Linked DNA regions of Homo sapiens: region 2 is linked to region 1. A link is an interaction called in ENCODE POLR2A ChIA-PET data of the cell type or tissue named here. Cell type or tissue: PC-3. All regions are shown on one strand. Each heading gives the region's core, and the rest is flanking DNA. Links, peaks and the distances in the headings are about the cores only.

Region 1 (6,040 bases), core at 3,411-5,910:
AGTCCTCTTGAGGTAGGAGGCGGGGCTCGGACATGGAACCAAATTAAGGACTAGCTAAAACAGGTAGGGGGGCAGAAGCAGCTTTCCATGACATGCCTGCCAGTGTGCCATGTCAGTTTACCATTGCCATGGCAAAACCTAGGAGTTACCATCCCTTTTCGTGGCAACGACCTGATGACCTGGAAGTTACTACCCTCATCCTGGAAATCTCTGCATAATCCACCCCTTAATTTGCATATAATTAAAAGTAGATGTCCATATGAGTGCAGCCCTGCCCCTGCGTTGCTCTTCTGGGCACACTGCCTCTGGGTAGCCCTGCTCCACAAGGAGCAGTACCTCTGCTGCTCTGTGCACTGCGGCTTGCTGGCTACCACCACTGCTGCTTGCTGGAATTCTTTCTGGGTGAAGCCATGAACCCTCCTGGGCTAAGCCCCAATTTTAGGGCTTGCCTGTCCTGCATCACTCTTGTTTGTCTACCCTTCTATTTGTCAGGTGCTGATATGCAGGATAAAGAACATGAGAAGGCTCAGTCTTGAACTCCAGAGGTACAGGAGGTGGACAGTGTCTGTGGGGGGCCCCACCCATTTCAAGTCCAGGCAGATGCTCAGATGCCAAGGTTCAGTTTAGGTTCAGTACCAAGGAACAGAAGCTGAGTGCTGAAGAGGGATGGTCATGGTGGACTCAGGAGTCATAAAAAATGTGTCTGAGCCTCAAGGCAGGTGGGTTTAGATCAGTGGTGAAAAGGCCTTCCAGACGGGAGAGCACAGTTTGGGCAGGAGTCAAAGTTCATAAAGTCATTTTCTAAAAGGTCACTCCGCTTGCCTGAAAGGTACTCTCCCGGCCAAATATCCCAAGAGCCCTTCTGCATGACCACAGGGGACAGGTGGGAAAGCATGGCTGGCTCCCCACCATGCACCATTGAAATCTTGAGTTCTGGTCCCAGCCCTGCTGCTACGTAGCTGTGTGATCTGGGGCAAGTCATACCCTATACCCAGCCCACACAATGGCCCTCAGTTTCCTTCAAAATGAAGGTTTAGACAGGACACAGTGGCTCACATCTGTAATCCTAGAATTTTGGGAGGCCAAGGCAGAAGGATCACTAGGGGCCATGAGTTTGAGACCAGCCTGGGCAACATAATAAGATCCCCATCTCTTCAAAAAACTTAAAAATTAGCCAGAGTGGTGGCACACACCTGTAGTCCCAGCTACCCAGGAAGCTGAGGCAGGAAGCTCTCTTGAGCCCAGGTGTTCCAGACTGCGGTGAGCCATGATTGCACCACTGCACTCCAGCCTGGGTGACAGAGTGAGACCCTGTCTCAAAAAAAAAATGAAGTCCGTAGGAGAGCTTGTGGGCAGCTGACCCCAGCCCCCATCACAAGCAGCCTGGGAGAGATGCTGACACCACAGTGAGCCCAAGGGAAAGGCTATACTGGAGTTTGTCCCTTCCCTCTCCCGGTTCCTCTGCCCCCATCAGCTGGGTGCTGGATCGAGTCAAGCTATCCTCAGCTCAAAGCAGAGGGGAATAAGATTGGCTGGAGGAAAGTTAAGTATTTCAGATTTGCTCAGAATTTGAAAGGCTTTTTTTTTTTTTTTTTTTTTTTTTTTTTGAGACGGCGTCTCTCTCACTCACTCTGTCACCCAGTTGGAGTGCAGTGGCACAATCTTGGCTCACTGCAACTTCCACCTCCTGGGTTCAAGCGATTCTCCCACCTCAGCCTCCTGAGTAGCTGGAACTAGAGGTGTGCGCCAACATGCCCAGCTAGAGACGAGGTTTCACCATGTTGGCCAGGCTGGTCTCAGATTCCTGAGCTCAAGCGTTGTGCCCACCTTGGCCTCCCATAGTGTTGGGATTACAGGTGTGAGCCACTGTGCTTGGCCTGAAAGGCATTTTGTAGACTAGTGATGAAGAGATAAGCAATTAGCAGAAGATCTGTGTCCTCTGTGGAAGTGGTGGGTGGGTTTAACTGGGATGGAAAACATCGCAAGTTTGCAAGAATCTCACACAATGTCACTTGAGGACTCGGGGGGGGTGCGCAGCAGTGTGTACAAGATTCACCTGGATAGCCTGTAAAATGCAGATTTCCAGGCCCTGCTCCCAGAGTGTACTCAATGCATGAAAGATAGGGACCAGAGTCTGTGTTCTTAAGTAAGTTTCTCAGATGAGTCTGGCTCAAGGGGTCTGTGAGCCACACTTTGACAGATACTGACCTGGTGCATATTACATCTATCTATATCTGTTTGTCTGTCTATAGGTTCCCATATATCTTCATCTCTTTCTCTCTCTCACTCTGCCCCCCAACACACATATGCACTCTTTCATTCTCCAACTATTGAACCAGAACATTGAATGGCAGGAAAGTGAAATACTAATCCTTCTTCTTCTTTCTTTCTTTTTCTTTAGAGATTGGGTCTTGCTCTAGGATGCAGTGCAGTGGCACGATCTCAGATCACTGCAGCCTCGGCCTCCTGGGGTCCAGCAATCCTCCCACCTCAGCCTCCTGAGTAGCTGAGACTACAGGTATGCCACCATGCCTGGGTAATTTTTTTTTTTTTTTTTGAGACAGAGTCTTGCTCTGTCGCCCACGCTGGAGTACAGTGGCGCGATCTCTGCTCACTGCAAGCTCCGCCTCCCAGGTTCACGCCATTCTCCTGCCTCAGCCTCCCGATTAGCTGGGACTACAGGCGCCTGCCAGCACGCCCGGCTAATTTTTTGTATCATTAGTAGAGACAGGGTTTCATCGTGTTAGCCAGGATGGTCTCGATCTCCTGATCTTGTGATCTGCCTGCCTCGGCCTCCCAAAGTGCTGAGATTACAGGCATGAGCCACCGCGCCCGGCCAATTTTTTTTTAAGTGTTGTAGAAACAGGGCCTCACTCTGTTGCCCAGGCTGCTCTCGAACTCCTGGGCTCAAGGGATCCTCCTGCCTAGGCCCCCCAAAGTGCTGGAATTCCAGGCATAAGCCACCACACTTGGCCTCCTGCAGGCTCTTTAGCAAAGTCCCAGGGTAAATGGCAGATGAAGGCCAAGACCGAGTTAGGGAATAGTAGGGAACGGTCCACTGCCACCTGATTAACAAAGCTCTTTATAAGGAAGAAGGTAGTGTCGTAACTGAAAACCTTGTCTTGCTCCCTATAGGGACGTCTTCTCTCTAAGACTTAGCTAGGCAGGGTATCAGCCATGCTCTGCTGACGTCCTTCTGTCTAGTCAGAGGGGAAGGACTGGGTTGTTGATGACCTGACCCTGGTCTGGCTGGCACCAGGGAGCTGGGGATGGGGCCTCTCTCTAGGCTAAAAGGGTCAGTTTCTTCCGGGATGTCTCAGGACATTCATTTGCAGACTGGCCAATGACCAAGGTTTAAATATACCAGTTTCCAGATATAAAGGAGTCAGGGCTTCATTTTCTAGTGAGGAAGCTTTGTTTTTTTTTTTTTTTTTTTGAGACGGAGTCTCGCACTGTTGCCCAGGCTGGAGTGCAGTGGCGCGATCTCAGCTCACTGCAAGCTCCCCCTCCCGGGTTCATGCCATTCTCCTGCCTCAGCCTCCCGAGTAGCTAGGACTATAGGTGCCCGCCACCATGCCCGGCTAATTTTTTGTATTTTTAGTAGAGACGGGGTTTCATCGTGTTAGCCAGGACAGTCTCGATCTCCTGACCTCGTGATCTGCCCGCCTCGGCCTCCCAAAGTGCTGGGATTACAGGCGTGAGCCACTGCACCCAGCCCTAGTGAGGAAGCTTTTACAGACTTCCTGGGGTTTTTGAGTGGGGAGAAGGAGGTGGAACCCAGGCACTGCTGCAGAAGACAGCTGTAGAAGCCCTTACCTGGCAGTGTTTACCCCAGGGAAGGGTGAGGAAAGGGGGACACACCAGTCTTGGTCTTTGCAGACCAAGACAGAGGGATGGCAACGGCAGGTCCAGTCTGTGGGTCACATACACTCCCCCAAGGTCGAACCTGTGAGGTAACATGCAGTGAAGCCTATTTGGATCAAAACAAACAACACTTTTGCCCTACTTTCTTTTTCTTTTCCTTTTTTCTTTTTTTTGAGACAGAGTCTTGAACTGTTGCCCAGGCTGGAGTGCAGTGGCGCGATCTCCGCTCACTGCAAGCTCCGCCTCCGGGGTTCACGCCATTCTCCTGTCTCAGCCTCCCGAGTAGCTGGGACTACAGGTGCCTGCCACCACGCCCGGGTAATTTTTTGTATTTTTAGTAGAGACGGGGTTTTGCCATGTTGGGCAGGCTAGTCTAGAACTCCACACCTCAGGCGATCCACCCATCTCGGACTCCCAAAGTGCTGGAATTACAGGCACGAGCCACCACGCCCGGCCTGCCCTACTTTCAAAATATAAACTCAGGCCAGGCTCGGTGGCTCACACCTGTAGTCCTGGCACTTTGGGAGGCTGAGGTGGGATCACTTGAGGTCAGGAGTTCGAGACCAGCCTGGCCAACATGGCGAAACCCCATCTCTGGTAAAAATAAAAAAATTATCCAGGCGCCTGTAATTCCAGCTACTTGGGAGACTGAGGCAGCAGAATCGCTCAAGGGAGGTGGAGGTTGTAGTGAGCTGAGATTGTGCCATTGCAGTCCAGCCTGTGTGAAAGAGCAAGAGTCTGTCTCAAAACACACACACACACACACACACACACACACACACACACACACACAAACAAACAGAAAACAAAAGATAAACTCAATCCTACCACTTCTCACTGTTTCCACTGCTGTGGCCGTGGTTTAACTCATCAACATCTGGCTTTCCTGGACCAGCACAACAGCCTCCTTCCTAACTGTTCTCCTGCTCCCACTCCCATCCCTTAGCAGAACATTCTCCACACAGCAACTACGGCGATCTTTCAGAAATACAAACCAGCTGGGCACAGCGGCTCATGCCTATAATCCAAACACTTTGGGAGGCTGAGGTGGGAGAAGCGCTTGAGCTTAGGAGTTTGAGACCAGCCTAGAAAACACAGCAAAACCCCATCTCTACAAAAAGTAAAACATTAGTCAGGCCTGGTGATGTGTGCCTGTAGTCCTAGTTACTTGGGATGCTGAGGTGGGAGGATCACTTGAGCCTGGGAGGTTGAGGCTGCAGTGAGCCATGATTGTGCCACTGCAATCAGCCTGGCAACAGAGTGAGACCATGTCACTCAAAAAACAGAACAAAAAACAACAACAAAAAAACCCAAACAAAACAAAACAAAAAACAGGCTAGGCGCTGTGGCTCATGTCTATAATCCCAGCACTTTGGGAGGCCGAGATGGGTGGATCACCTGAGGTCAGGAGTTCGAGACCAGCCTGACCAACATGGCAAAACCTCATCTCTACTAAAAATACAAAATTAGCTGGGCATGGTGGCACACGCCTGCAATCCCAGCTATTTTGGAGGCTGAGGCAGGAGAATCACTTGAACTCAGGAGGCAGGGGTTGCAGTGAGCCAAGATCATGCCATTGCACTCCAGCCAGGGCAACAAGAGCGAAACTCCTTCTCAAACAAAAACAAAAACAAAAAAACAGATTGTTCCACTTACATACTTAAAATCCTCCAGTGACTTCCTGTCATAATTAGAATAAAACCCAACCTCCCTCCTGGCCTCCTGTAATCCCAGCTACAGTGGGAACGGACCACTATGTCCACTCTGACCTCATCAGGGCCCACTCTCCCCTTCACTGGCCATGCTGACCTCTCCCACCTGGAGGCCTTTTTACCTGCTTCTCAGCATGCAACACTTTTCCTGACCCCTTGTTCAAAGCAGCCACCCACTGCCTCTGCCATTTTCTCATCACATCACACAAATTGTGATTGACTTCAAAGCACTTACGAGTCTCTGAACTTATTCACTTGTTAGCCCTCACTAGAATGTAAGCTTCAGAGACCACGGAGCTCGAGTGTCCTGAGAAAGTGAATGGCACATAGTAGGTGCTCAATAAAATCGGTGTTGAAAGAATGAGTGAGCAAATGAATACATAAATGAACTACTCAGGGACCTTATGGAAAAAAAAAAACTGTTTATGCACATCACTGGCATTGCCACAAGCTGAAAAAGAAGG
Region 2 (6,040 bases), core at 1,247-3,746, 530 kb after region 1:
GTTTTGTGGAGGTTGTAGAGAAATGGGAACCCTCACACATAGCTGGTGAGAATGTCAAATGGTGCAGCAACTTTGAGAAACATTCTGGCAGTTCTCAAAAGGTTGAACATAAAGTTACCATGTGAGCCAGCAATTCCACTCCTAGGTATATAAAGAAAAATTAAAACATATGTTCACACAAGAACTCTTACATGAATGCTCATACCAACATTATTCATAGTAACAAATAATTAGAATGAACTCCAATATCCATCAACTGATAATGGGTAAATAAAATCTCATTGATCCACTCAGTGGAATATTATTTAGCCACATTTTATTATTTCATAAAAAATGAAGCAATGGGCCAGGCGCAGTGGCTCACGTCCATAATCCCAGCACTTTGGGAGGCTAAGGTGGGCTGGCGGATCACTTGAGGTCAGGAGTTTGAGACCAGTCTGGCCAACATGGTGAAACCCTGTCTCTACTAAAAATACAAAAATTAGCCGGGCATGGTGGCATGCGCTTGTAGTCCCAGCTACTCAGGAGGCTGAGACAGGAGAATCACTTGAACCCAGGAGGCAGAGTTTGCAGTAAGCCAAGATCATGCCACTGCCCTCCAGCCTGGGCGACAGAGCAAGACTGTCTCAAAAAAAAAAAAAAAAAAAAAAGCAGCAGCAATGGCCAATCAGCATATGAAAAACTGCTAAGTATCACTAATCATTAAAGAAATGCAAATCAAAACCACAAGGAGGCTACTCATGTCTGTAATCCTAGTACTTTGGGAAGTAGAGGCGGGCAGATCACTTGAGGTCAGGAGTTTGAGACCAGCCTGGCCAACATGGTGAAATCCTGTCTCTACCAAAAATATAAAAAATAGGCCGGAGGAGATGGTTCACGCCTGTAATCCCAGCACTTTGGGAGGCCAAGGCGGGCAGATCACCTGAGGTCTGGAGTTCGAGACCAGCCTGACCAATATGATGAAACCCTGTCTCTACTAAAAATACAAAATTAGCTAGGCGTGGTGGTACACACCTCTAATCCCAGCTACTTGGGAGGCTGAGACAGGAGAATCGCTTGAACTCGGGAGGAGGAGGTTGCAGTGAGCCGAGATCGCGCCATTGTACTCTAGCCTGGGCAACAAGAGTGAAACTCCATCTCAAAATAAAATAAAATAAAATAATTATATATATAAATTAGCCAGACATGTTGGCATGAGCCTGTAATCCCAGCCAAGATCACACCACTACACTTCAGCCTGGGCAACAGAGTGAGACTCCACCTCAAAAAAAAAAAAAAAAAGACAAATACTATATGATTCCACTTATATGCGATACCTAGGGTGGTTAAGGTCATACAGGCAGAAAGTAAAATCCTGGTTACCAGGAGCTGGGCAGAGGAGGAATGGAGAGTTTCTGTTTTACGGGTTTGGAGTTTCAGTTTGGGAAGACGAAAAGAATCTGGAGATGGAGGGTGGTGATGGCTGTGCAACAGTGTGAATGTACTTAATGACACTGAACTGTACATTAAATATGGCTAAAGTGGTAAATTCTATGTTTTAGATATATTGTACCACAATATAAAGTAATACATATGATAAAGAATTAAGGCTGGGCGCAGTGGCTCACGCCTGTAATCCTAGCACTTTGGGAGGCTGAGGTGAGTGGATCACCTTAGGTCAAGAGTTTGGGACCAGCCTGGACAACGTGGTGAAACACTATCTCTACTAAAAATACAAAAAATTAGCCAGGCATGGTGGCGCATGCCTGTAATCCCAGCTACTCAGGAGGCCGAGGCACGGGAATCGCTTGAACCCGGGAGGCAGAGGTTGCAGTGAGCTGAGATCGTGCCATTGCATTCCAGCCTGGGCAACAAGAGAGAAACTCTATCAGAACAACAAAAACAAAAAATTAAAACAACATGAGAAAGTATATAAAATAAAATATTGAAGTCCTTTCCCATAATCCCCGTTCATGGACTTGAACACACTTACACTTTCTAAAATACCTGGTATTACACCATCATATTCTTCAGAGGACAACCCTGTGAAAGCCAGCGCATACCTGATAATTACTTCCATACTTCTAGCTGTGGAATTCGTGGGTCATAAGGTAGAAACATTTGTATTTTGGCCACATGTTGAAATTGTCAAGTTATTATTTTAGTGAAAATAGGCCTTTTTTTATTGCTGTTGACAGTGTAATCTGTACAACCTTAAAGAAAGCAATTAGGCTGGTGTGTTGGTCCATGCCTGTAATCCCAGAACTTTGAAAGGCCAAGGCAGGAGGATTGCTTGACCCCAGGAGTTCCAGACCACCCTGGCAACATAGTGAGATCCCGTCTCCACAAAAATAAAAAACATTTAAAATTGCCCACAGTAGTAGCACGTGCATGTAGTCCCAGCTACCTGGGAGGCTGAGGTGGGAGGATCACTGAGCCCAGGAGGTCAAGGCTGCAGTGAGCTGTGATCATGCCACTGCACTCCAGCCTGGGCAACAGAGTGAGATCCTGTCTGAAAAAAAATTAAAAATAAAAATGAAAAGAAAGAAATTAGTTAACATATAACAAGAAACTTAAAAATATGTACAACTTTAGACAGGCAGGATGGCTCACACCTGTGATCCCAGTGACTCAGGAGGCTGAGGCGTAGGATTGCTTAAGCCCAGGTATTCCAGGCTGCAATGAGCTATGACAGCATCACTGCACCTAGCACTCCAGCACTCCAGCCTGGGTGACAGAGAGAGACCATGATCACACACACACACACACACACACACACACACACACACACACACACACACACACATTTAAAAATTGGAAAATAAATGAAAATTATCAAAAGAAATAAAGCCAAATAGCTGAGTGTGGTCCTCACGCCTGTAATCCTAGCATTTTGGGAGGCCAAGGCAGGTGGATTGCCTGAGCTCAGGAGTTCGAGACCAGCCTGGGCAACCCAGTGAAACCCTGTCTCTACTAAAATACAAAAAATTAGCCGAGCATGGTGGCATGCGCCTGTAGCCCCAGCTACTTGGGAGGCTGAGGCAGGAGAACTGCTTGAACCTGGGAGGCGGAGGTTGCAGTGAGCCAAGATCGTGCCACTGCACTCCAGCCTGGGCGACAGAGCAATATTCCATCTCAAAAAAAAAAAAAAAAAAAAAAAAAAGAACAGAAAAGAAAAAATGCCAAATAGATACAAGCTTTTTCATGGAAACAGACATGTTGATTTTAAACTTCAATACATCTATGATACGTGATAGAAAAAAAAATATGCAACAATAGCCAGGAAAACACTACAAAGACAAAGCCCCACCTTGGGCAACATGGTAAAACCACATCTGTATAAAAAATACAAAAATTAACCAGGTGTTATGGCCTGTGCCTGTAGTCCCAGCTACTTGGGAGGCTGAGGTGGGAGGATTGCTTGAGTCAGAGAGGTCGGGGCTGCAGTGAGCCAAGATCCTGCCACTGCACTCTAGACTGGGCAACAGAGTGACAGTCTGTCTCTAAAATAAATAAATAACTTTGTTAGGCTGAGGCGGGTGGGTCACTTGGGCTCTGGAATTCAAGACCAGGCTGGGTAACATGGCAAAACCCTGTCTCTAAAAAGAATACAAAAAATAAAAGATTAACTGGGCGTGGTAGCACTCGCCTGTAGACTCAACTACTGGGGAAGGGATAATGGGAGGGTACGCTGAGGTGGGAGGTTTGCTTAAGCCCACGAGGTGGAGTCTGCAGTGAGCCATAATTGTGCCACTGCACCCCAGCTTAGGTGACAGAGCCAGGCCCCGTCTCAAAAATAAAATAAAAATCTATAAGATGTGTTAAAACTCACAAAAGTACATCAAAAAAGTTCAACTTTATTACATGTAAATTAAATGATGATAATGACAATAATAATAAACCATACTGAGATACCATTTCTCACCTATCAGAATGGCAAAAATTTAGGAAGTAACAATTCACTCTGTTGATGAGGCTGTGAGGAAATAGTCACTCTCACACATTGCTGACAGGATTGCAAATTGATACAAACTTTATGAAGGGGAATTCTGCAACACCTGGGAAAACAAAATGTCCACTTATCTTTTCACCTAGTGATCACTCTTCTGGGAATTTATTCTGAAGATACAATCCAACAATATAAAAATACATACACAAAAGGTTATTTAATGCAGCACTGTTGGTAATTACACAATTCTGGAAACTAAATGGCCATACATAGGAGAGTAGTTAAATAAACAATTGAACATCCACAAGATAGAGTACTGTGCAATGCTAAAAAAAGAAAAGAATGAGGAATTTCTCTAAAGACAGTTACGATTTCCAGGATACATTTTTTTTTTTTTTGAGACGGAGTTTCGCTCCTGTTGCCCAGTCTGGAGTGGAATGGTATAATCTCGGCTCACTGCAACCTCTGTCTCCCTGGGTTCAAGCAATTCTCCTGCCTCAGCCTCCCAAGTAGCTGGGATTACAGGCATGTGTCACCACACCCAGCTAGTTTTTTGTATTTAATAGAGACAGGGTTTCACCATGTTGGTCAGGCTGGTCTTGAACTCCTGACCTCAGGTGATACACCCGCCTCGGCCTCCCAAAGTGCTGGGATTACAGGCGTGTGCCACCTCGCCTGGCCGATTTCCAGGATACATGGTTAAGTGAAAAAGAGCAACTTAAAAAAGAGGACCTGTCGGGTGTGGTGGCTCTCGCCTGTAATCCCAGCACTTTGGGAGGCCAAGGTGGGTGAATCATGAGGTCAGGAGTTTGAGACCAGCCTGACCAATATGATGAAACCCCGTCTCTACTAAAAATACAAAAATTAGCCGAGTGTGGTGATGTGTGCCTGTAATCCCAGCTACTCAGGAGGCTGAGGCAGAAGAATTGCTTGGAGCCAGGAGACGGAGGTTGCAGTGAGCTGAGATCACGCCATTGCACTGTAGGCTGGGCGACAGAGCGAGATCGAGACTCCATCTCAAAAAAAAAAAAGAGGATCTATAGTATGCCACCTTTTGTTTAAGAAAGAGAGGCTGGCCGGGCATGGTGGCTCATGCCTGTAATCCCAGCACTTTGGGAGGCTGAGGCGGGCGGATCACGAGGTCAGGAGTTCGAGACCAGCCTGACCAACATGGTGAAACCCCATCTCTACTAAAAATACAAAAAATAGCCGGGCGTGGTGGTGTGCGCCTGTAATCTCAGCTACTTGGGAGGCTACAGCGGGAGCATTGCTTGAACCTGGGAGGCGGAGGTTGTGGTGAGCTGAGATCGTGCCATTGCACTCCAGCCTGGGCAATAAGAGCGAAACTCCATCTCAAAAAAAAAAAAAAAGAAAGAAAGAAAGGCCAGGCGTGGTGGCTCATGCCTGTAATCCCAGCACTTTGGGAGGCTGAGGCGGGTGGATCATTTGAGGTCAGGAATTCGAGACCAGCCTGGCCAACGTGGTGAAACCCCGTCTCTACTAAAAATGCAAAAATTAGCTGGGCGTGGTGGTAGGTGCCTGTAATCCCAGCTACTCAGGAGGCTGAGGCAGGATAATCGCATGAACCTGGGAGGCGGAGGTTGCAGTGAGCCAAGATAATGCCATTGCACTCCAGCCTGGGCGACAGAGGTGAGACTCTGTCTCAAAAAATAAATAAATAAATAAATAAATAAATAAATAAATAAATAAATAAAAAGAAAAGAAAGAGAAAGAAGAAAATATACTGTACCTTATCTGCACATTTGAAAAAGAAACAGAAAGGATAAAAAGGTGTGGTTAGAATGGGGTGGAACAAAGGATAGAAGGAATGGGTATGACACTTCCCTGAATATACTTTTTTGCATAGTTCTGAATTTTATATTTAAAAATAAGATGGGAAACCTTCTAAAATTGAACACAGCCGGGCGTGGTGGCTCACGCCTGTAATCCCAGCACTTTGGGAGGCCGAGGCGGGCGGATCATGAGGTCAGGAGATCGAGACCATCCTGGCTAACACAGTGACACCCCGTCTCTACTAAAAATACAAAAAATTAGCCAGGCGAAGTGGCGGGCACCTGTAGTCCCAGCTGCTCCAGAGGCTGAGGCAGGAGA

The links. ChIA-PET counts read pairs that join two places held together with the same protein. Peaks named below come from ENCODE experiments on the same cell type or tissue, not always from the same donor. Only the 100,000 strongest peaks of a DNase experiment are listed, where the experiment ranks them.
Region 2: POLR2A ChIA-PET joins it to region 1 with 9 read pairs; 3 of 35 experiments call an interaction of 5 or more read pairs at or near these places.

The regions. Positions count from the first base shown.
Region 1 is chr10:102,824,553-102,830,592 of GRCh38, forward strand. It overlaps CYP17A1 (cytochrome P450 family 17 subfamily A member 1), which reads right to left. Exons shown (of 8, transcript NM_000102.4): 8 at 5,979-6,040. Among named protein-coding and RNA genes, the nearest start is that of CYP17A1-AS1, 5.1 kb to the right of the region's middle. In PC-3, for the core only: no CTCF peak of the experiment used is centred there; no DNase peak of the experiment used is centred there.
Region 2 is chr10:103,354,060-103,360,099 of GRCh38, forward strand. No RefSeq gene overlaps it. Among named protein-coding and RNA genes, the nearest start is that of PCGF6, 5.9 kb to the left of the region's middle. RefSeq lists an enhancer at 436-990. In PC-3, for the core only: no CTCF peak of the experiment used is centred there; a DNase peak (open chromatin) is centred at 2,652.